2 separate regions of the Mus musculus genome follow, and region 1 is linked to region 2. The links are chromatin loops, found by intact Hi-C in ENCODE. Cell type or tissue: heart. All regions are shown on one strand. Each heading gives the region's core, and the rest is flanking DNA. Links, peaks and the distances in the headings are about the cores only. Region 1 holds the start of Nedd9 (neural precursor cell expressed, developmentally down-regulated gene 9). Region 2 overlaps Gm32184 (a long non-coding RNA gene).

Evidence for each region. Peaks named below come from ENCODE experiments on the same cell type or tissue, not always from the same donor. Only the 100,000 strongest peaks of a DNase experiment are listed, where the experiment ranks them.
Region 1: a loop joins it to region 2, with 4 times the contacts of the local background. A loop is called at or near these places in 7 of 42 quality-filtered maps.

Annotation. Positions count from the first base shown.
Region 1 is chr13:41,354,022-41,364,701 of GRCm38, reverse strand. It overlaps Nedd9 (neural precursor cell expressed, developmentally down-regulated gene 9), which reads left to right and starts at 5,701. Exons shown (of 7, transcript NM_017464.5): 1 at 5,701-5,849. The coding sequence starts at 5,838. In heart, for the core only: a CTCF peak has its summit at 5,641; DNase peaks (open chromatin) are centred at 5,701, 6,441 and 8,921; H3K4me3 peaks cover 3,539 bases; H3K27ac peaks cover 2,747 bases; H3K27me3 peaks cover 400 bases.
Region 2 is chr13:41,566,373-41,577,052 of GRCm38, reverse strand. All of the region lies in intron 1 of Gm32184 (a long non-coding RNA gene), which reads left to right. Among named protein-coding and RNA genes, the nearest start is that of Tmem170b, 34 kb to the left of the region's middle. In heart, for the core only: CTCF peaks have their summits at 4,613 and 4,819 (motif pointing right); a DNase peak (open chromatin) is centred at 4,862; H3K27me3 peaks cover 885 bases.

The sequences.
Region 1 (10,680 bases), core at 1,739-9,738, 210 kb after region 2:
TTGGAAGACAATAAATGTAAATCTTTATTGCATGCTTCTATATTTTTCTTACGACTTCACCCCTCAGTTAATTCCCTCACCGTTTCAAAGAAGGGAAACACTAAGATCAGAGTGGAACCCTGCAATTGCTTGTCATATTCCACCAGAGTTGAGTGACTTCACTTAGTGTGTAATTTAAGCTGTCAGCCGTCCTTAGTTCTTAGGGTAGAGAAAGGGTGTAATTAAGTATTCCCAGGTTAACAGCGTTGAACATCAGAACTTCACAGTTGTGGGGCTTTACACCGTAAGTCTAGATGTCGCCCATGAGTCACTCCACTTACCACGGCGTGCCCATGTTTACGGAAAATTGGCTGGAACTAAAGTATTCAACTCTACCACTGCATTCTGGGGACAGAAGTTAGAAGTGAGGGAGGTGGTGGGTTTTTTAGAATACTCTGCAGTGTCATGTGGTGAAAGGTTGGCTGAACGTAAGACCTCATAAAGTCATCCCAGTGGGCAGCTCATTTCTACCATAGCACGCACACTGTAAGAGGACGCATTTCCAATTCAGAGCCCCATCTGGTCTCAGGTGGCTTAGCATTGAGTTAGGAAGAAACGAAGTCTAAAGTAACCCAGGGATCATGACCCAACAAGTCTTTTTAATATATACCACCCTCATCTGCAGAGACAAATTTTCAAGAAATATCTCCTTACCAACCTCTTCAGGAAATGTAATTTATTCCTAGTTCTCTGTTGTTAATAGAGTGTGCTGGTGGGGTGGGTTGAGTAACCTATGACCCACAACGAATATTTTAAGTACATTGAATTGGTTGGCACTGGTGACAGTGGCCTGTTGGGTCCAACCTATAGAGAAAAGAAGGTCAAATGGTCATGATTGCTTCTTAAAAGAAGTAGAATTTGGTAACTCATGACCTTAGCCATAGCTAAGGAGGAGACACAGAGAAAGATGGGAGCCTGGAATTGGAGAGTATAGGCAGCAATGGATTTTCTAGAAAATGTTTCCTGAAGAGATGGACTGCAAGCTGGGGCAAGATGAGATGCAGGTAAACAGGATGAAAAGAATGAGGAATAATGAAAGGAGCTGTGTGTGTGTGTGTGTGTGTGTGCACATGTGTGTGCATGTGTGTATGTGTGTATGTGTATATGTACATGTGTGTGCATGTGTGTATGTGTGTGTGTTTGTATGTGTGTGTGTATGTATATGCATGTATGTGTGTGGTATATGCATGTGCATCTTTGTATGTGTGTGTAGGTATGTTTGTGTATGTGTATTTGTATGTGTGTATGATGTGTGCATGCGTTTGTGTGCATGCATGTGTGTGTGTTTGTATGTGTGTGTGTTTGTGTATGTGTGTGTGTGTTTGTATGTGTGTGCATGTGTGTATGTTTACACTATTTGACAGCATCACCATATGCCTAGTCCTCCACTGAGCTGTAGACTTACCCTTAAAGAAACAATCAGCAGGGCTCAGATAATTGTGCTGAGAAGAAGCCTGATGGGCACTGTCGCTCTTTTGTGAGGGCTACACCAACCCAGGAAGGAGCCCGCCTGGGTTTCTATTGTAAACCTGTCACTCATCTGTCCTGTAACTTCGTGTGAACTGCAAACCTTTCCGGAAGTTTCCATGCTGTAATACATAAGCTAAGAACAATCCACCTCCTGGATTCGGCCCACAAGACAAATGCTAAGGGAGACAATGTCTGTAAACAACTACTGTAAAAAGCTCTGGGGAAAGTCATTGTACTGAAAGAGAAGTCTCAGTGGCTTGTCTTTGGGGGGTTTTATAGACGTGACATAGAATGGAAAAGCATCATGGGCATTATTTTTTTGAGATGATTTCGTATGTACAGATTTTTAAATAAGTGACATCAAACTAGAAGTAGTATTGCATAGTCCTAGCATGCCTCTTTGTTCAGCCTGCTTTCTCTGGTCTGGTCTTCAGCCAGCTTCTGGGTTGTTTCAGCTGTAGAAGGATCTGAACTCAAAACCAGAAAAGTCTTGTAGCATTTTAGAACATAAGCGGCACATTTTCTGTGGAGAGGCAGATGATAGTATTTTATTTGTCATACCTGTTTGATTTTTGTGAGATTTGTTGTTTTGGGAGGGAAGAGAGGGTGGTCTCAGCTCACCCATTCTGATCTTGAAGTTACCAAGTGCTTCTGGGTGAGCTGGTATTATAGACATGTGCTACCATGCGTGGCTATAGTATTATCTTATAATAAATACGTTCTTTAGCTTTGCGCTGTTTACCAACTCAGGGTCAACCACTCAGCCCCAGCTTTGCAACTCAACAGATTGTACATAAATATGCCAACACAACTTTCTCGTATAGACAACACAGAAATTTGAATTACGCCTAATTTTTACATCTCTCAAGATGTTATTCTTTTGCCTCCTCCCAAGCCACTTAGCAATGTGAATGCTGTTCCTGGCTCACAGAGACAGGACTGACAGCAGCCTGGCATTGGCTCTGAAAAGGCGCATCCTGTGTCTATGCTAACAAATGAGACCTGGAGGGTGTTCTCAGACATAAGGATTTTCTTCTATTTCTTTCCTGGGCACTAGGCCGAACTTGGAGGTAAACATGTGTTCTCTGAATTACTTCCTGATCCACAGGGCAATGACTTAAGTACATACAGGGTATAAAGAGACAGAGAGATCAACTAGCCATCACCTTGTTCTTCCAGAACCCACCCAAAGCTGTAGAAACAGACGTCAACGCACCATCAGCATCCAAACACGGAAAAGGCACTTTTAAGAGATCTGTGTTCCAAGTACAATGGGAGCACAGTCAGGGGAAGGAGAGATTTGTTCTGAAAGGGCGAGGTGGGCAGGGCGGGGGCTGTGGACCAGCACACACAAAGGCATTAGTGTGTTGAGCTAGGCCTGATAGCGGACAAGCAGCCAGAGCATTCTCTGTAGAAAGACCCATCTGTGCAATGCCAGTAAGGTATAAATAAGCCTGGGGTGTGGAGGAAAAAAACTGAAACGAGGATTGGCGAAGTTCTCATTATAGTCCACACCAAGGTGTCTGCTTCCTAAGATGTTAGCATATCGATAAGAGACTGTTCAATTCCATCTAAACGCCATCCCCTCTGTCCTCTGGGAAGGGAACTGGTAGTAACGCTGAAGATAGAGAGATTTCGAGGAAGGAAACTAAAGAGAAATCTCTAAATAGAGTGGAGAGTCGGGAGAGTGGCTTACCATACATATGACTAGTAGGATCACACCCAGAGGGCTCAAGGTCTCTGCGTGTCAGCTTTGAGTTCTCTTTGCTGATTCCCCAGGGGGCTCTCCTCCTTGCTCATGGGCTCTAGTTCCTTCACCCAGACAAAATAGCCACTGGGTTCTGCCTGAGCCACAAGCAGTTCCAGTATTTGCTTGATTTCCATGTGTGCTCTGACCAACGTCCAATGGCTACTAATAAAATCCCTCAGAAAGCACCGGGTGCCATTTCCCTGACTCCTGGATGCAGTAGGGTCTAACTGGGCATGGCTTTCTCCAAAGAGGCACCTACTCGTAGGATGCTGGTGAGCGTGGGTTGGGACTGAGCCCAGGGTCCTTGGCGGTTCTGGAAAGGTACCAACCAACCCACTGGTTTCCTGAATAATTTAATTATATAATCAGTTTTTCATATTTTTCACATTCAGCGTCTCAGGCAATCAATACAGAAAGGGCTATTCCTTTATTTACTGAATTTGTGTTTCTCCAAAAGGTTTAGAGGGAGCATAACCAATAAAAACAAAATGACTTGTGTTACTTAGGCTGCACTGAGATCACAGCATGATAATAAGGGCAAAAACAGGGAAATTGTTTTTTTCTCAAAATTCTTAGATGGCTTCCTATCACACTCAAGGAAAACCCTAGCTCTCTTCCCTAGCAGGTACACATTATTATGTCCTCATTTTATAAGGCTAGCATTGCAAAGTTAAGGAATGTGTATCGATTTGCCTGATAGGAATCAAGCCATCTACCCTGAGAAGACAATTTCACAAACGCCTAGCACAGGCTTTGGCAATGTTGAGGTTGAATGGGTTAGCCTTGCTTTAATCCACTCATCTAAGCATGATTCAGCCTGGCTGCTGAAGAAGTCAAAGGAATGCTATCTCTGTCTCCTGGGGAACCAGGACAAATCTAGAGAGAAAGATTTGACTTGTCCTACAAACATAGGTCCCTAGTGTGAATCTTCAGGGCTGCCAGGATGATCCTGCTACCGCAATCTGCTTCGTGCCTAATCTGTGTACAAAAGACCTTGCGAATCACACAGGTTCAATTCGGCTTTGAGATCAGGAAGTAAAAGCCATGACCTGGAAGGGGCCTGAACCGGGATGTCAACTTCACGAAGGTGGCCAGGGACATCTTGTAGAGCAAACTCCAAGCTGCAGCCAAATGTGGATTCAATTGTCAATGTAAACCCTACCCCACCCCCACCCCCACCCCCACCCCCAGAAACCACTTTTATGCGGCATCTGCTCTCCTATGCTTTTGGCTTAAATCATTTATTTTCAAAAGTTTTAATCCATTGGAAATTTAGAAGGGGATTGGGGAGGCAAAACTGATTCTGGACTACCTTAGTCAGGAAAGAAGTAAGAGCTGATTTTTTTTTTCCACCCGAGTCGTGCAGTCTGGCTGGAATGCATCCCAACTGGGGGATAGTCCTGAATACTCCAAGTCCTGAGGCCCGAGGAAAAGAAAAGCCTGTCTTCTCCTGAGTGATTCTCTTTCTCTATAGAAATCTCAGAATGGAACCGCTCTACAAATCATGTCCCGCGCTCTGCCTGAAAGAGGCTGTTCTTTTTTTTTTTTTTTTTTTTTTTTTTAAACCAGGCTTATCAAACAGAAGCGTTCTCCCTGAATAATAAGTGTGAGTGGGCTAATGGGTCATTTGGGGGAGAGAGGTCAAAAGGAAAAGGCCTCGGTGTTCAAAAGCGGAATCTGGCAATGCCAGCGGTCAAAGAGGAGAGTGCTGGCTGGACAGGCGTGATGTATCGGGTGTGTTCTATAGAACCTGCATGGGTTCCCACCTATCCTTTATCCTCGGAGGTCCTAGTGAGAAGAACCGGGAAGGCCTGGTGCTTATGAGTGAGTTCCTTTTCATTGAGAAAGAAATGTTTTCCAGCTCCTAGCAGACTGACTTAGCAAAGTACTTTGAACACTTGGGGGTGAGGGGAGCAGCCACAGAAAAGGGAAGGGGAAGAGAAAAGACAGGGAAAGAGAGCTATCAGCAGGGGTGGTTAGTAAAAAAAAAAGGGGGGGGTACTGGAGACAGAAAACCCTTTGTTCCTCCAGCTCGTTTCATGTAGAGATTGTAAGGTGAATGGCTTTGAAATGAAATGGGTTTATGAACTAGTTGCTAGGTCACAGGAAGCGCGATCGTCAGACTGCTTTGTGAATTCGGATTCTTTAAAACTTAGGTTACTCTCAAAAGGAACGTACCTCCTTTGTCTGGTTCCTATGTCTTTCCTCTTTATATTTTTATTTCTCCGGGTGGCTGGGGCCGCCTCCCCACTTTCTGTTTTCTCCTCCGCCCTTTTGATAACGTGAAAAGAAATGATCGTATTACACGCTCTTTGTCGGAGGGTTTCAGAAGTTAGAGGTGGGCGGGGTGGAGGCGTTACCTTCACCGCCACCAGCAGCCAATGGCGGCGCGGTATGCAAACGAGGCCCGCGCCGTGCTGGTCTGGATCTGGGCTGTGAGCTCAGAGACTCCGCAGTGCGCGGGAGGCGAAGGCTTCTCATTTCCATCCAGCCCAGCGCTCAATGGAGGGGCGGACTCTGCAGTGCCTCACTCACTGTGTGATTCGATAGGACCAGGGCTCATCAGATCACCGCCGAGATGAAGTACAAGGTAAGAGTGCCTTGTACGCCGTCTCCTGAGAAGCTAGAGGCAGCTGTGCCGGCCGGCGCCTTTCCCACCTTGACAACTGGGCAGGGATCCCTTGTGTGTCTGGTTTTGCCGAGCTGCGTCTGATCTCGCTTCCAGGCTTCCCCCGGGTGTACCGCCAGCAGACATGCGCTTTCAGATCCACTAGTTCTTGGTGCATGGTTCTGAAAGTTGTTGTGGGTGGCGGAAGGCGGTGGAGTAGAGTTAGCATAGGAGCCGCCGCCAGAGATCAGAGGGTGTCTAACTCGCCTCGCAGCAGGCAAGTCGCAGGTCTCTGCCTGACCAAAGCCAGCTTGGGGAGCCATAATAAGGAGAGTCAGAACTGCTGAGTCTCTGACAGGTTCTAAAAGCACCTTTTCAGATTTTTGCCTTAAGCACTTGATCTGGGAAGCTGTCTGCTCGAGGTCCTTTCGGTAGAAGCAGATTAAAAACCCAGACACTATCATAGGCGCGATGATGGAGAATTCCCACATCCTTATGAATAAATGGCTGTTAGTCATTTCTGGATAACTCTTTATTGGGGTTGAACGGGTCTGAAAGTATGAAGGCTCCGGCTGGCTTATTTTCCCTGACGCTTACAGAATGTCCTGCTCATAATTTTGGCAGCTCTATTTTCCACTGCATTTTGCACCACGGTTTCTGGGGTTACTCTTGGCAAAATGATTATGCCTTGCTCAGCACATCCCGTCTAATGAGGCAGTTTCCAAGGGACTTGGCCCAGTAGCAGTTCATGGCAATGACTTGGCGGTACTTACTTACGATCCTTTTTTTTAAAAAAAAATTTTTTTTTTAATTTTAATGGTGAAGAGACATGAGTCCTCGACTTTTAAAGGACTGTGTCATTTCAAAAATTCGTTTTGGTAAGGTGACTTAACAGAGCCAGTTAACTGACTTAGCTAGGGGCTAACTTGGCTTCCCTCTGCGGTATGTAGCCTCTGGCCCTTCCTTTGGGATAGAAGGCTGTAGCTAACAGCCACTGGTTCCCTGTCTATAAATCTTGTTCAAAAGCTGTGAGCCAAAGCATGAGTGATAGTTGTTGGGGAAGTTCCAGCAGTCTAAAGACCCAGATATCTATTGTCATCTCCTATCAGCTTTCCATTTCGTACATCTATGGGGAGGGGCAGAAGAAAGGAAAGCTCTAGGAGTCAGTCAGAAATGATGCAGCTTTCTACCTGGCAGGAACAGAATCTTTTTGGAAGTGATGGGGATACATGGTATCAAGCCTGCAATGTTGTTTTTTTTTTTTTCCTTCCCATTCTCCCTGTTGTTGAATCAAGACAGTGTTATAGAGAAAAGAGAAAGGATTAACTCTGTCCATCATTGGGACATTAAATAGCTGGTGTGAACTCTGAGTGCTGTAGTCTAGAAGGTGAGGACATGTGACGACATCTAAAGTCACTTTGGTTCAGTGACCTCATCATGTTTCGCTTTGCTCTTTATGGAAAGAAAATATCATGGGGACTGATGATTTACACTGCAGGTGAGAAACTGCAACTGGGGAATGCTTTCCACTTGGCTGAGTCTGCCCAGAGTTGAACACTTTGCCGAGCAATAGAAATACATGGTTATTTATCATCATCATCACCATCACCATCATCACCATCATCTCATTATTATTGTAGACAACTTCACCAGCAAAAACGCTATGCTCCCCAAGTAAACAACTCACACATGGGCACCCTGAGTTGACCATAGCAGAAGCGAGCCACTTTTCCCTCTGTCATAAAGTCTATTTAGCTAATGAAAGATAACTGTCTTTCAGGAGAGAATTAGTCATTCTGTGTAGGAGATGCTGAAGCAGAGGCATGATGGGTAAAGCGATACAAGTCCGTCACACTTAACTCTCCCCATTAGCTCCGAGGCACACTTATTTTCCCAAAGTAGCAACTGTGGCACACAGAAGTTAAATGATGGGTTTTTTCCGACACACCAACTGAGGAGCATGGGATTAAAAGTGATCTTGATCTAATACTGGTGATTTAAACACTACCAGGAAAGGGAAAGCAAACCCTAAAACAGAAATCATCTGTAACTCCCTAAAACATCCCTCAGACCAGTATGTTCTGGCCTCAGAAAGTTCAGAACTATTCCCTCCCAAGTATTCTCCCAGGATAGTCAGTCTTCTATTTTGTTTCAGTGGTAACTCTGCAAACTGAAATACGAAGTTGGCATTTATTTGTTTAATTGGAGCTACTTAAGTAGTAAAACCAGATAATTATTAGATTGTAAAACCCAGGAGTCTGGAATTATCTCTTAAACACTATGTTGCACATAAACTATAAATTTAGCTTGGGCTTAAAAATGGATCATTGTAAGATTTATAAGTCAGGCTTAAAAGGCTTCTCTTTCTTTTTCTTTCTTTCTCTTTTCTTTTTCCTTTCTTTTTTGTCTGTTGTTAACCAGATGGTCTTGTTTAGCTACTTCAGGGTTCATAACCAGGGTGCAATCAACTTCCACTCAGTTTGTCCTCAAAATACACAGCTCGAGGCAGCCAGCAATTACAACTATGAGGGCTGTGGAATGCAAGCTATTGCTTTAGGTAAATCTTTCCACTTAGTACACATCTAGTCTGCTTTTAGTTTACTTACATTTTTGTTTGTTCGTGGAAAGACTGTCATGGGTGTTTAAGGTTCCATTTCTCTGAGAAGAGTCTGTCTGAATGACAGTGAATTGTACAAACTTCCTTTGTTAAGATTCTACATAATGAAGCCAGGCATGGTGGAACACACCTTTAATCACGGCTCTTGTGGAGTCAGAGGCAGGGGGATCCCTATGAGTTCCAGGCCAGCCAAGGCTACATCGTGAGACCTCGTCTCAGACACAACAACAACAAAATGTTCTATATAAAATTCCTTTAATGTAGAGCCTATGTTCCTTATGCCTCTATGGCCTTGGCTTGCCTGTCCAATAGAAGATGGGAGGATATGAAGGTTGCCAGAGGATATTGCCCTTTCTTCTGCAGGTGAGGGACTAGTTCCAGTCCCTCATCTTTAACTGGAGCCCTGAAAGCCCTGCCCACATAGTGTGGGCCTGGAATGAGGCCCAACCTACTTCATGCCCAGGCCTGGAAGGTGTTCACTAAGTGCAGCACGTGACTGAGTTCTTGCGGCTGAGGCACTTTTGAGGCTTTGCCAAGTTTCAGAACCCTTAAGTGTCTGCAGTCAAAGTTTAATCTATTTTCTAGTCAATATAAAGAAAGGGAAAAAATCACTCTTCAATGGTTTGACTTTAAAAACAAGGTATAGTAGAATATGGCAATACAGTTTTTAAAACACCTATAGTCTGGAATTCAGATTCCTGTAGTCCAATTGAATGAGAGCAAAGAAACTCAAGGAAAAGAGAAAGCTACAGTCAAAGGCTTCTGGAGAGGAACTTAGAAAATATTTTTATTTTCCAAAGCTGTCTTAAAGGAGAAGTTATAGCAGACCTTTGGTTTAGCTGATAATGACCATTTATACCCCTTTTTGGTTTGATGTATAAGCTTTAATTTTTTTTTCTAAATTGCTTGTTGTGTTCAATGGAAACTTAGGTCCCCTTCCAACCCCACCAGCTTTCAAAATGGTGTGTGCTGCCTGTAAATTTAAAAGCAGACAGAAGGCGTTTTGAAAAGCATAGCTTCATTATTTATGGTTTTATATTTACCTAGGAAACCCAGTTTAAAGCTAAAGGACTTTACATGTCCAGAGATGAGGCTTTGTCAAAATTGCAGGTGTCTTGATAATAACATGTTTAGCACGCTGTACAACACAGGCTGAAGCCCTCAGCAACCCCTTCTTCTTAGACCACACATTGTCCCTGTGCCCGGAACCTTGCAAGTGCCTTCCCGTACCCTCCTCCTTACCCCGAGTCTCAGACAAAATAAAACAAAGCCAGACAAAATCCTGCCTCGACACCTTTCAAAGCCTTGGTAGATTCTGTCTCTCCTTTGTGTCGGTACACCAGGGCCGCATCTTACCTTTTCAAATGAGCCCTCCTATGAGTCTCTAATAACAGATGCTTGTGTGGCTCACTGGCACCCTGCTACCCACATGGGCATGACACCCTAGTGCCCACTCCCTCTCCCTCTTGCCTTGGCTGCCCCTTGGACTCTTCTGTGGGGGTTCCCACTCCTTTCATGGGCATGTGATTTCAAGCCAGTGTGATTTGAGTAACTACTAAGTCCCACTCGTAAAGCCTCCGTATCTATCCACTCCATAAAGCAATCAAAGCCTAAACCTTTGTCTCCTCTAACCCCTGAAGCAGACCTGACTTTTTTTTCACCCCTGCCTTATTCCTTTAGCACTGCCTTACTTATTAACCCCTTTCAGTCAAACCACTAATCTAAATGATACCTGCAGTGCAGCCAGTTTTAAGGAAGCCACATTGAATACAAAAGGCCCATCCTTTACCGATAAGTAGGGGCAGAGCAACAGACAAGCCCTTGTTAAAAGTGTAATGTAGACTCCGTCAGCCTTGAATAGGCAGGGACTTGGCTTTATATAGTCTTGTAATAGAAACAAGATGGAGAGTGGAGGAAGACATTTCCATTTCTTGTGATTTAAGGCCCCATGATCTTGGGCAAATTAAACTCTCAGAGCCTCAGGTTTACCTGTGAATTTGAGACAATATTAACTGCTTTATACCATTATTCTAAAGTCTGGGCTAATGTGTAAAGTTCTTATCTGGGATCCTAGCACAGAGGGAGTAGACAATGAATCCTAGCTAGCCTCAACTCTGAGTGTGTCCTCAGTGGATACTGAAATGTTGGTGTTGGTTTCATGGCAGATTATATCTAAATTCCAATTACTAAATTAAG
Region 2 (10,680 bases), core at 1,009-9,008:
TTTTGATTATTCCACAAATTAGCATCTTGTGACCTTAGCCCCTTGATTCTTAGAGAAGAGAGTAAGTGCAATTTTTAACACAGCAATTGAATTCAGAGATCTGCCTACCTTTGTAAGCACAGACAATAAATAAACTAACTAGGTGAGATCCCACCCCGAAATTACCATTCCCACCACACCCAGGCCTAAACTTGCTCAGTTCCAAGCTGACCTTGAACTCAGGAATCTGCCTGCCTTTGTATTTTTCTAACAAGCTAGCTTATTGGTGCATCTGCCTTTGTTCTTTTAGGTTCATGAAGCCCCTCATACAATTAATATTGTACCCTTATATTTTGCATAATTGAGAAATTATATATTTTTGAACTCATGTTTTCAGGGCTCTTTCCCACAGCCTCAAGAAATGTCCTAAAGGTCACAGAATTTACCATTTTTGCTGAGGAATATAGATACCCTCAACTCCTGGACTTGTGCCATTTCTAATTATCATGGAGTCATTAACCTTGTCAGGGAGAACATTCCCTGATAACTTTGGCAGGGAGAACATCTCCCAAAGGAAGAACATAAAGTAAATTATGTAATTATTATATAAACAAGCTCTATGCCCATAACAACTGTTAATACTTGTGGAGTTCCAAATCCTGCTGACTCTGCTCTAGGACCAGGAAACAATGTCACAAGGACTGAGCAGTTGACATCAAGATTAGCTGTCTTAATACCTCTTTCTATAATCGAGCAAGTTGACAGAAAATTAGGATGCAGGAGACATGACTATTATTAAACAAATTGACCTAATAAACCCTTTCAAAACACCCATCCAATGATAGCAGAATATATTATTTTCAAATATATGTGAATTTTCATCAAGGAAGATTATATATACCCACTAAATAAACTTCAGCAAATTTAAATAGAGTATAGTCTTATAAAATATAGTCTATGGTTATAACAGGTTGAAATAGATATTGATACTAGAAAGGTATTTGGGAAAATCCTCAAGGATTTGAAAATTGAATAGCACTTTTTAAAAATACATAGCAGACTTTAAAAAGATCAAAATAAAAATTGGAAAATATTTTAAATTAAAATTAAAAAATTAACATTAAATTTCATTAGCTGAAATGACCATTGCTGGTTGTGGCTTATGGCTAAAGTAGAGTGTAGAAGGAAATTTCTAGCATTAAACAACTTATGAGAACTTCCTCATTTCAATGACCTCAATTTTCAGCTTTAAGTTTACCCATAGCCAAGTAAAAGAAAAGAAACAATAAATATAGGAACATGAATAAATAAAACAGAAAAACAATAAATAAAATTAATGAACCCAAAGCTTGTGTTTTAGAACAACAAAGATGATAAACTTTTAACCATACCTATTAGATTGAAAGCAGAGAAGACACAAATTACCAATATCAGAAACAAGAAATGACCATCATTACAGACCCCACAGACATTCAAAAGACGGTTAAGGGAATATGGCAGACAGCTTTACACAAATAGATTTGATAAATGAAATAAAGGGGCCAGGGACATTGCTCATCTGGTAGATCACTCTTCTAGAATATACAAGTCCCAGGTTCTTCACCACTGCAAAGACCAGAAGAGGTGGTGCACACCTGTATCCTTAGCACTCAAGAGGTGGAGACAGGAAGCACAACAGTTTAATGTCACCCTCAGCTAGTGAGCATGTTAGACGCCCACCTGAAATAACTGAGATCCTGTCTCAAAATAAACTAACAATAGTACTAGTACTAGTTAGTTAGTTAGTTAGTTTTAGTAATAGTAGTAGTAGTAACCTTGAAAGACTCAAAATACAGAATTTTCTTCAAGAAGAGGTTAGGCACGCTAATGCAGCTATTCACAACTTATGGGTTGAGACCCTTTTTGGAGTTCAATAACCCTTTCACAGGGTGGCCTAAGATCATGGGAAAACAGATGTTTACATTATGATTCATAACAGTAACAAAATTACAGTTATAAAGCAGCAATGAAGATAACTTATAGTTGGGGATCACCACAACATGAGTAACTGTATTAAAGAGTTGTAGCAATGGGATGGTTGGGAGCCACTGTTACAATGCTTTTGAGGAAGTTCAGTTCGTAATATGAAACTTTCTACAAGTAAAATTCCAATATCTTTATCAATTAATTTTATCAAATCAAAAAAGAAATAGTACTCTTTCTATCCAAACTGTTTAGTAACATAGCAGAGAACAAAACCCTCTCTGCCCTTTAACAAACCAGTTTTACATTAGAAGAAAAACAAATGAATATGTTACCAAAATGAGACACAGGACAGTGCCTCTCTTAAGCATAACTCCAAGTAAATATTTAAAAATTAACTCCTTTAATACATAAAAGAAAAATGTGTGATGACTGAGTGAGATTCATTCCAGACATATAGGTGGTACAATATTAGACAATCAATTTAGGGGCTGGAGAGATGGTTCAGCAGTCAAAAGGTCCTGAGTTCAATTCCCAGAACCCACTCAGCAGTTCACAAACATCCATGACTCTAATTCCAGGCAACCTGATGCTCTCTTTTGGCCTCTTCAGGGACTAGGCACACATGTGATGTACAGCTGTAACATGCAAGTAAAACACTGATACACTAAACATTTATAAAATCAGTTAATATATTAACAGACTAAAGAGGAAACATTTGTATATGTATATGCATATGTACATATGTATATATAAATGAAAAGGTCAGATACTGAAGGCTTTCTTCCTAAGATTTAAAAAAAAAGAAGGTATTTACTCCTAATATCCTAGTTAGCATTATGCTGGACTTCTTAGCTGGTATAAAAAGTCAAGATGAATTAGTTAAGTGAAATACAGATCAAGAAGAAAGAAAACTTCTATTCGGCGAGCAATAGTTGTCTACACAGACAATACCACAGAATTGATTTAAAAATCCTTCAGTTTGGTTTGGCAATATTTCAGGATACTACAGGGGCAATTGTATTCTATTCACCAGCAATGAGCAAACAGGAAGTAGAATTTTAAAACTGGTGTTATTTTTAAGATCGTCCAAAGACTAGTTATTAACATACTGAAGTAAATGTATCATCTCTGTGTCATTGATGTAACAATGAAATCATTTCTAAATCCGTGAGCACTATGGGACTGGTTCCCCTACCTCCCCATCTCTCACTTGGAGAATCAAAGCAGTGTCTGTACTTATCTTGTTATTTTCTTTGCTCATCTGTGAAATGAGACAAATAATGACTTCAGGCAGAAGCAACGTGACCTCCTGGGGTAGACTAACTACTCAATAAACATTAGCTCATTTTACTTTTACTTAAGTACCCATTACTAGAAGGTACAGAGGAAATCACCTTTTTACCGATTTTACACATTGTTTCCACAAGGGTTGTTCTGAAACAAATTGTGCATGTCATACTTTTACCCATGTGGCATCTACAGAACCTGCCACTTGGTGATGCTGCTTCATCGAGCATCCTTGAGTGCAGCATCAGCTGCCACCTGTTGCAGACTCTACCCAGCCAATGATAGAGCAAAATGAACTCTTTTGCTCACCAAGCTGAACTTGTCTACAGGGGTCCTTTGTCTTGGTCCTCTCTATCTGGAGGGGAAAGATAAAGACTCCCCAGGAAGAGTCAAACAACAGACCTTTCCCGTTTCCATCTACTTAGCATTGGCCATTGGAATAATTCCTACCTAGAGTCCTTGATCTATGAGGTCAGTGCTGTCACAGTGGAGATGAGCAAATAGGAGCTGGCCTCCTGTCAAGACAATAAGCACAAAAGCCAACTCAGTAATCTCTGTCATATTGCTATGTGGCTAGTCTCTCCTGCAAGAACTGGCTGGATCTTGCAGAATAATAGATGACTCCAAGTCAGCCTGGTAGTGTTCTTCCTTGGAGCTGCTGTGTCTGTCACTATCCTGTGGGTTTATATTTTCATTGATTGGAAGTGTATCAGTCTTTGGTACACTAATAAACATTAACTTAACAGTCTTGTCTGGGGACAGATTTGCCTCCCTCCTCCCACACAAATCCACAGATTTAGTAGGGCTTGATCTGTTCCGATGTTATGAAGAAGTCTTTTAAAAAAAAAAAAAAGTACTTTTGACCCTATTCACTGAAGAGCAAAATTGGGATAATGATGGTACTGACCTCAGAGTTTGGAAAAGAATGAAATAAAATCACTATAGTTTGATCACATTTTTATGAAGACGGCCATTCAAATACATGTGTTACACCCAGTCCTCTTTTTCCCTTGGGACATGACACTTCTAGGCGGGAGGATGAGTTATGTTCTTTGTCTGTGAGCTTGGGTGAAGCCACTTCTATCAATAGCTCAGGCTGACACTGGTGACTTCTGAGGTGGGTCATGAGAGGGAGCTTAGAATTTTCTAGGTTCTCTTTCTTGGCACACTTCCTTGGATGCCATGAGCCAACGAGGCAGCCACCAACCATGTAAGCCTACAAGCCAGCACCAGCTGGTTACACTGTATGAAAAACACATCTCTAGGCAGAACCATGCGTTTGCCTGCTCCAGGGCCCAAGATGCCATGTCTGAGAGCAGGTGATTACTGTCCGGTGAATCTCCTGTGTTAGGGGGTGATCACTCCCACTAAACCTGTACCAACCAAGTCCTAAGCACTATGCCTACCAAATGTAACTGCTTGCTCTCTTTGTGTGTGTGATAGTTAGTGATTTGTAATTTTCGTATTTAAAAATTTGTGCTTTGAATTAATACTCACTGCTTTAAACTCAATAAACAAATATTTAATTAGCATCTTGGCTGTTTTTGTGGTCTCCACCAGAGGGCAAACTGTCCCGCCACAAACAGAAACCCATCGGTGAATCTTGGAAGTATAGTTCCACAATCAAACACCAGGGGGAACCAGTGCCTAATTTATCTTTGTCCTTTTGAGAAGGTGAAATTGACAAGAGCCTTCAAATTCAAGACACTGGCCACAGGGAAGGTTCGGAGGAAATGCTCTCTGAAACTCAAGACACTTTGTTGTGATAAGTAACTTAGCCTCCATCCTGGTTTACAGACAGAAGGGAGAGAAACTCTACCTTTCCTGTATTTTGGGTGCAGCAGGGCAGGTAGCATTTCCTGAAAAAGGAGAGGGGATCTAGAAGCCTGTAATTCCCAGACAATGCTCTAACGTGTGACTGTGACAACCACATTCTGTGCTGCCTCTGGCTTCTGACACAACACAGACAGTATTTCTGTATTCCATGCTCGTAGGCATCAGTATATTTGTGTATTATATATCACGCTAGGACGGTTACTGAAAGGGTAACATTTGTATCACCATTTTAAGTAACTCTTACTCAACATTCTTTCCTAGTTCTTTGTTTTGTATACACAGGGATTTAATGGTTCAATGACTGTGAAAATGGCCGGCTATTCTCACTGCAGGGAATCTGGGGACCAAATTGCTTACAGTGAATTAATTGCAGGAACCAAACACATTGTAAGACTCCTGCTTTCCTGACAAATGGGAAGCAGATTTTGCCCATAATTGTGCACGCTAATCCAAGAGCGTTGGCAACCTGTAGTCAAAATGGCAGCTTCTATGTGAGTCTGGGAGAACGCTGCAGTGGCCCTGAGCTGGATCAAGGGGAGTCAAGCTTCGACAGGCCAGTGATCTGGAGAATAAAGACAGCGTTGTAGTCAGCACCTCTGATTCCAGTGTCTGAAGACAAGATTGAGACTTTACAACATGGTAGAGTATAAATCAAAGGGAGACAGAGGCTAGGGGCAGATTGAGCTTTGAAGAACTGGTTTTTGTTGTTTTTGTCTTCCTTCCTTCCTTCCTTCCTTCCTTCCTTCCTTCCTTCCTTCCTTCCTTCATTCCTTCCCTCCTTCCTTCCCTCCCTCCCTTCCTTCCTTCTTTCTTTCCTTCCTATCACTCTATATCTTTCTTCTTTCCATCCCTTCCCTTCCCTTCTCTTCCCTTTCCCTCCCTCCCTCCGTCTCTCCCTCCTTCCCTCGCTCCGTCCTTCCTTTTTGTCTCTCTTCATCTTTCTTCTTTCCCTTTCTTTCTCTCTTTCTTTCTTCTCTCTCTCCCCTTCCCTCCCTCCCTCATTCCTTTCTTTCTTCAGTTCTTTTTTTTTTTTAATAATCCTTCAATTTTGACTCAACCCCTACCTGAGAACACCTACCATTTTTTCTCATGAGCCACTAGGCAAACTAATGAAGGACTGATCATATCAAAACATATCTACCCTAGACTTCATTAACAACAACAACAACAAAACCCACATGTAAACACAGAGGTAAGGTGAATCTGTGGACTTAGGTCCTAATTTTGTATGTGTGGTGTCTGTGTGTGTGTTTGTGTATGTGAGTGTGGTGTGTGTGTGTGGTATGTGTGTGATATGTGTGCTGTATATGTGGTGTGTGTAGTATGTGTCTGTGTGTGTGGTGTATGTGTTGTGTATGTGTGTTGTGTATAGGGTGTGTGTGCATGTGTGTGTGCATGACAGTGCTGATTTTCAGTTTACTGGTTCACATTCATGTGTCACACACACTTCTCTGTGACTCGTTGGTTATATAGCAAAGGCTGTCTGCTAAGGCTTCACTACAAATTTTGGATTATGAGAGCCTCAGGATATCTCGAAGACCTCCCAGTTACTTCTCAAAATCCCAAAGAGTGTCACACTATGCTCCTGAGATGTCTTGGCCCACAAATTGACTTGTGGTTGTAAAGTGGAAGGGGTAATAAGTCCTCACACTATTTAGGGATTATTGGCTGGGTCTCCAAGCTCTGACAAAGTCATTGGGATTTTCAGGTCACTCAGGTGGGCCATAACACTTAACACGTGGCTACTCTTCTGTCCTCTGATCCCTGCAGCTTGTCAGTACAAGAAGACCGAGGTAATGAAACATTTCTATATGCCCTGTTCCTAGGATGGTTTCTATGGCCTCGTGTTTAAGGTTAGTTCTCAATCAAGTCTGTGAGATGCTAAGTGGGCATTCTGTGGTATTAATGGCCATTCATACCTCCTGGATTCTTAAAAAAATGAAAAGGCCGTAGTTCTGTGGCCAGAGTCTGTACTTGTGCCAAGGAATACTTCCTTTCCATAAGTCACTCGCCTCTCAGGCAGCTAAATCCCCACAGTGAGCTAACATGTGGGGCTCTCCCTTCCCCTTGGCTGTGCAACTCTCTAGTGGGCACAGAGAAGCAAGGTACCTGGGTTTCATAGGTAGAAGACTCAGTGACTACCCTCTTTGGCAGTAAGTTATTTTAAATGGGGATTGAGTCAGTATTTGGACTTTCAGATTGGCATGTTTGTAAGGGATGGAGTCACCAGAAGGGGTTGTCTAGCATGGCAGCTCAAAGATGAGGACAGTTCTCTGAGATCAGAGGAGACTGGAGGATGTCTCAGGAAGGAAAGGCTTTGAGGACCTGAGTTAAGATCTATAGCACTCACATAAAAGCTGGAAACATTGGCAGGACATACAATGTTGGCAAGCAGTGCTGGCAGGCAAGACAGGAGAATTCTCAGTGGTCAGCTTGCCCGGGCGATTGGTAAGATCTAGGGAAATCATTGAGAAACTCTATCTCGCAGAATAAGGTGGAGATAACAGAGGAAGACTCTTGATGCCAGCCTCTGGTCTTGACATGTGCATGCACAGGTGTGGGTGTGTGTACACATCACACACACACACACACACACACACACACACACACACACACACACACCTCTGCACCTTTCTGCATCCAAGCGGTAAGTCTCCTACCCCTCTCTTCGATTCTGTCAGCATTAGAATTTCCCCGGAGGCCGGCCAACTTGGTCTTTTCCACCCAGACTTCCATTTAGCAACCTGAGTGATGCTCATTTCCTGTGAGTTTTGCAATGGCCTTGCAAAATTATTCCATTTTTGTAATAATGGAGAGGGTTCATGAACTGATTCGGACACTGACCACCTGGAAACACCCGTTTGTTTACCAAGGAAGTCCTTGTCAGTCCTTCCCTGTCTGACCCCTCTTCTCACTTCTTTCCGTTTTCATTTAAATCCTCCAGCCAGACTCTGCTTCCCTGTGACTTGATAAAGTGGGACATACCTCTGTCACTTCATCAAACTTACCCGTGTGACCCTCTCAGAGTCTGATACTATGAGAGGACTGGTTTCGGCAGAGGAGTACACAGTTGCTACTTTCCCCTGACTGCTTGGTATATCACAAGCTCTGGCTTCTCTAGGAGAAGAAAGGCTAACTGGGGTGGCCTTCACTAGAGGTATCTGTTCTCTGGTTGCAATTAGGGGGAGTAGCTGGGAGAAGTAAGCTAGACCACATGCAAATGCGGATCAAGGCCTAAAGATGTGATATCAGACTTAAAGAATGCAAGAACTGTTTTTAAAAGTAGGCAAGTTGCCTGTTGTGTGGGCAGCCCCAGGAAGGACCATCTCTCCTCTTTGTGCAGTGATATACAAACAAAGGCATTAAATAGAATATAGGGTGATACCCATGCCAGCATCCCTAGTCCCCTGCCTCCTGATGGTGCCTGTGGTATAATCATTACCATCTGGAGAGAAGGTTTCTCTCCTAGAGGCCTAATCAGCAGTTGGAATTCCAGGCAGGATTCTCCAATGAGGGATAAGGGGAACTGACGTCCCTCAGAGGATTCTGGCGCAGGCTTTCTCACTGATCACACACCTTGTGCTGCTCCAGAGCCAACTCTGTAACTGTTTTTATTGACGTCTGTGATAGCTCAACTTCATATCAAATACTCCCCTCCTACCCTGCCTTTCTCTACCCAGTCTGAGTGAGGCTTGCCCCAGTAGGGCTCAGTTCATGGCAGTTCCTGTACCGACCTTTGTAACTTGTCTTTTGCTACTCTATGGGTTCTTCTTTCTTCCACCCTTCTCCACCTTCCCTCTAACCTTTCAACCCTCTAACATTATAAAAGAGAGAAAAAAGGATAGAGAAGAAAGGAAAGAAATTATTGAATAAAGTCAGGGGTCAGAAATTGGGCGACCTTGTTATTAGACTACTTCCTGCTGATCAGAGGTGTTGAGTTCCTTGGGGCAAGTTTGATCTCCATAATTAGGATATCTAATTTCTTGCTGCTGTTCTTTCTTTGCACAGGACTACTTGTCAAACAGTGAACAACCAACCACCAACAACCTTGCCCCTGGGGGCCTTATTATTTACATACCTTCTGAAAAATCCCCAGAATTCCAAACATCCCACAACTGCAGAAGTGATCTACAGGTGGCAAAAATCACACTCCTGCTAGAGCACGAGGCAAATCATAGATGGCTGCTGTGGACAATGTGAAGCAGCCCCATATCCCAAACCTGGGATTAAAACGAAAATGTGTTTTTATAATATTTCTGTGTTTTCAAAGAAACCAAAACTCCAAAATTGTCACTGTAAACCTTGGGTTGGTTGAGCAACTTAAAAGCCTTAAGCTTGAGTGTGTAGCTCAGTCTATAATGAATGATCAATGATCCTGACAACTAGCACCTATGCAGTATTGTGTTCTTGCTCCGATTTCACTGGGGTGGGCTATTTCAGAATGACCTATGGCAATAACTGTCATCTTCTGAGTATCTTTCCTATTATCATTTTTACTTTTATTTTATTTTATTTTATTTTATTTTATTTTATTTTTGAGGCAGAGTCTTACTGTATAGTTCAGGCTGGTCCCGAACTCATCATGTTGTGAAAGCTAGTCCTAAGCTTTCACTCTTTCTGCCTCTGTCTCCTGAATGTGGAGTACAGCCATGTACTCATTTTGCATGGGGTTCCACCTCTCACCCACCAGTCTTCACTTTGCAACTGGGATTATCCCAGTTGATGAGTCCTAAAAGCCAAGCTCATCTTTACCGGGTGTCTACATTGAAAATTTGTACTGCAATCTTAGCTCTACCTTGGGACCCTTGACAGCTTAAGATCGGCCCCTTTGTCATCTCTATTAGCACTGGAAGATGCCCCTAGATAAAGAAAGGACCTTTTTATGCTGCTTTCTGAAACTTCGGTTCTCAGTCATTCCTACCTCTAAGTGCACCCTCCCATCCTGGGCATGCTTAGCTGTGCTTTCCATCTCTTTTCTAAAAGCAATGCCTTATGACTATGAAGATCCATCCCTAGGTCACCCGTCCATTATCCTGGGAGCAGTTTCCCACTAAACAATGTCACAATGAAGAATGGGGCTCAAAATCTATTTTTCCTGTTGCTTTAATGAGCTTATTTATTATCAGTGTGAGTGTGTGTGTGTGTGTGTGTGTGTGTGTGTGTGTGTGCGTGCATATGGATGGCTACATGTAAGCCCTTGAGTGTCTGTGGACATCAGAGGATAACTTTGTGAGGTGAGTTCTCATCTCCTACTTTTGTGTGGGTTCCAGGAATCAAAGTCAGACAATCAGGCTTGCAGAGTAAGCACCTTTATCCACTGAGGTATCTAACAGGCTCACTCATGCTGTCTGACCATGTACCTTCTCCATGTGCTTCTAAGAGCTATATATGATTCTAAGAGCTATATATGACCTTGTATACTGTTACTATGGAAGCTCTATGTTCTGTTTGTCAGAGTAAGGAGAGCAGAACACAATATAAAGCCTGTGTGGCAGTAGCCCCATCAGTGAGGTCAATGAGATGCAACAGTGCAGCCATGGCCAAGGGATGGAGAAAGAAAAAACATCAGGGAGGGCAAAACTGTGAGATCAAGAGATATTTGCCTCTAACTAC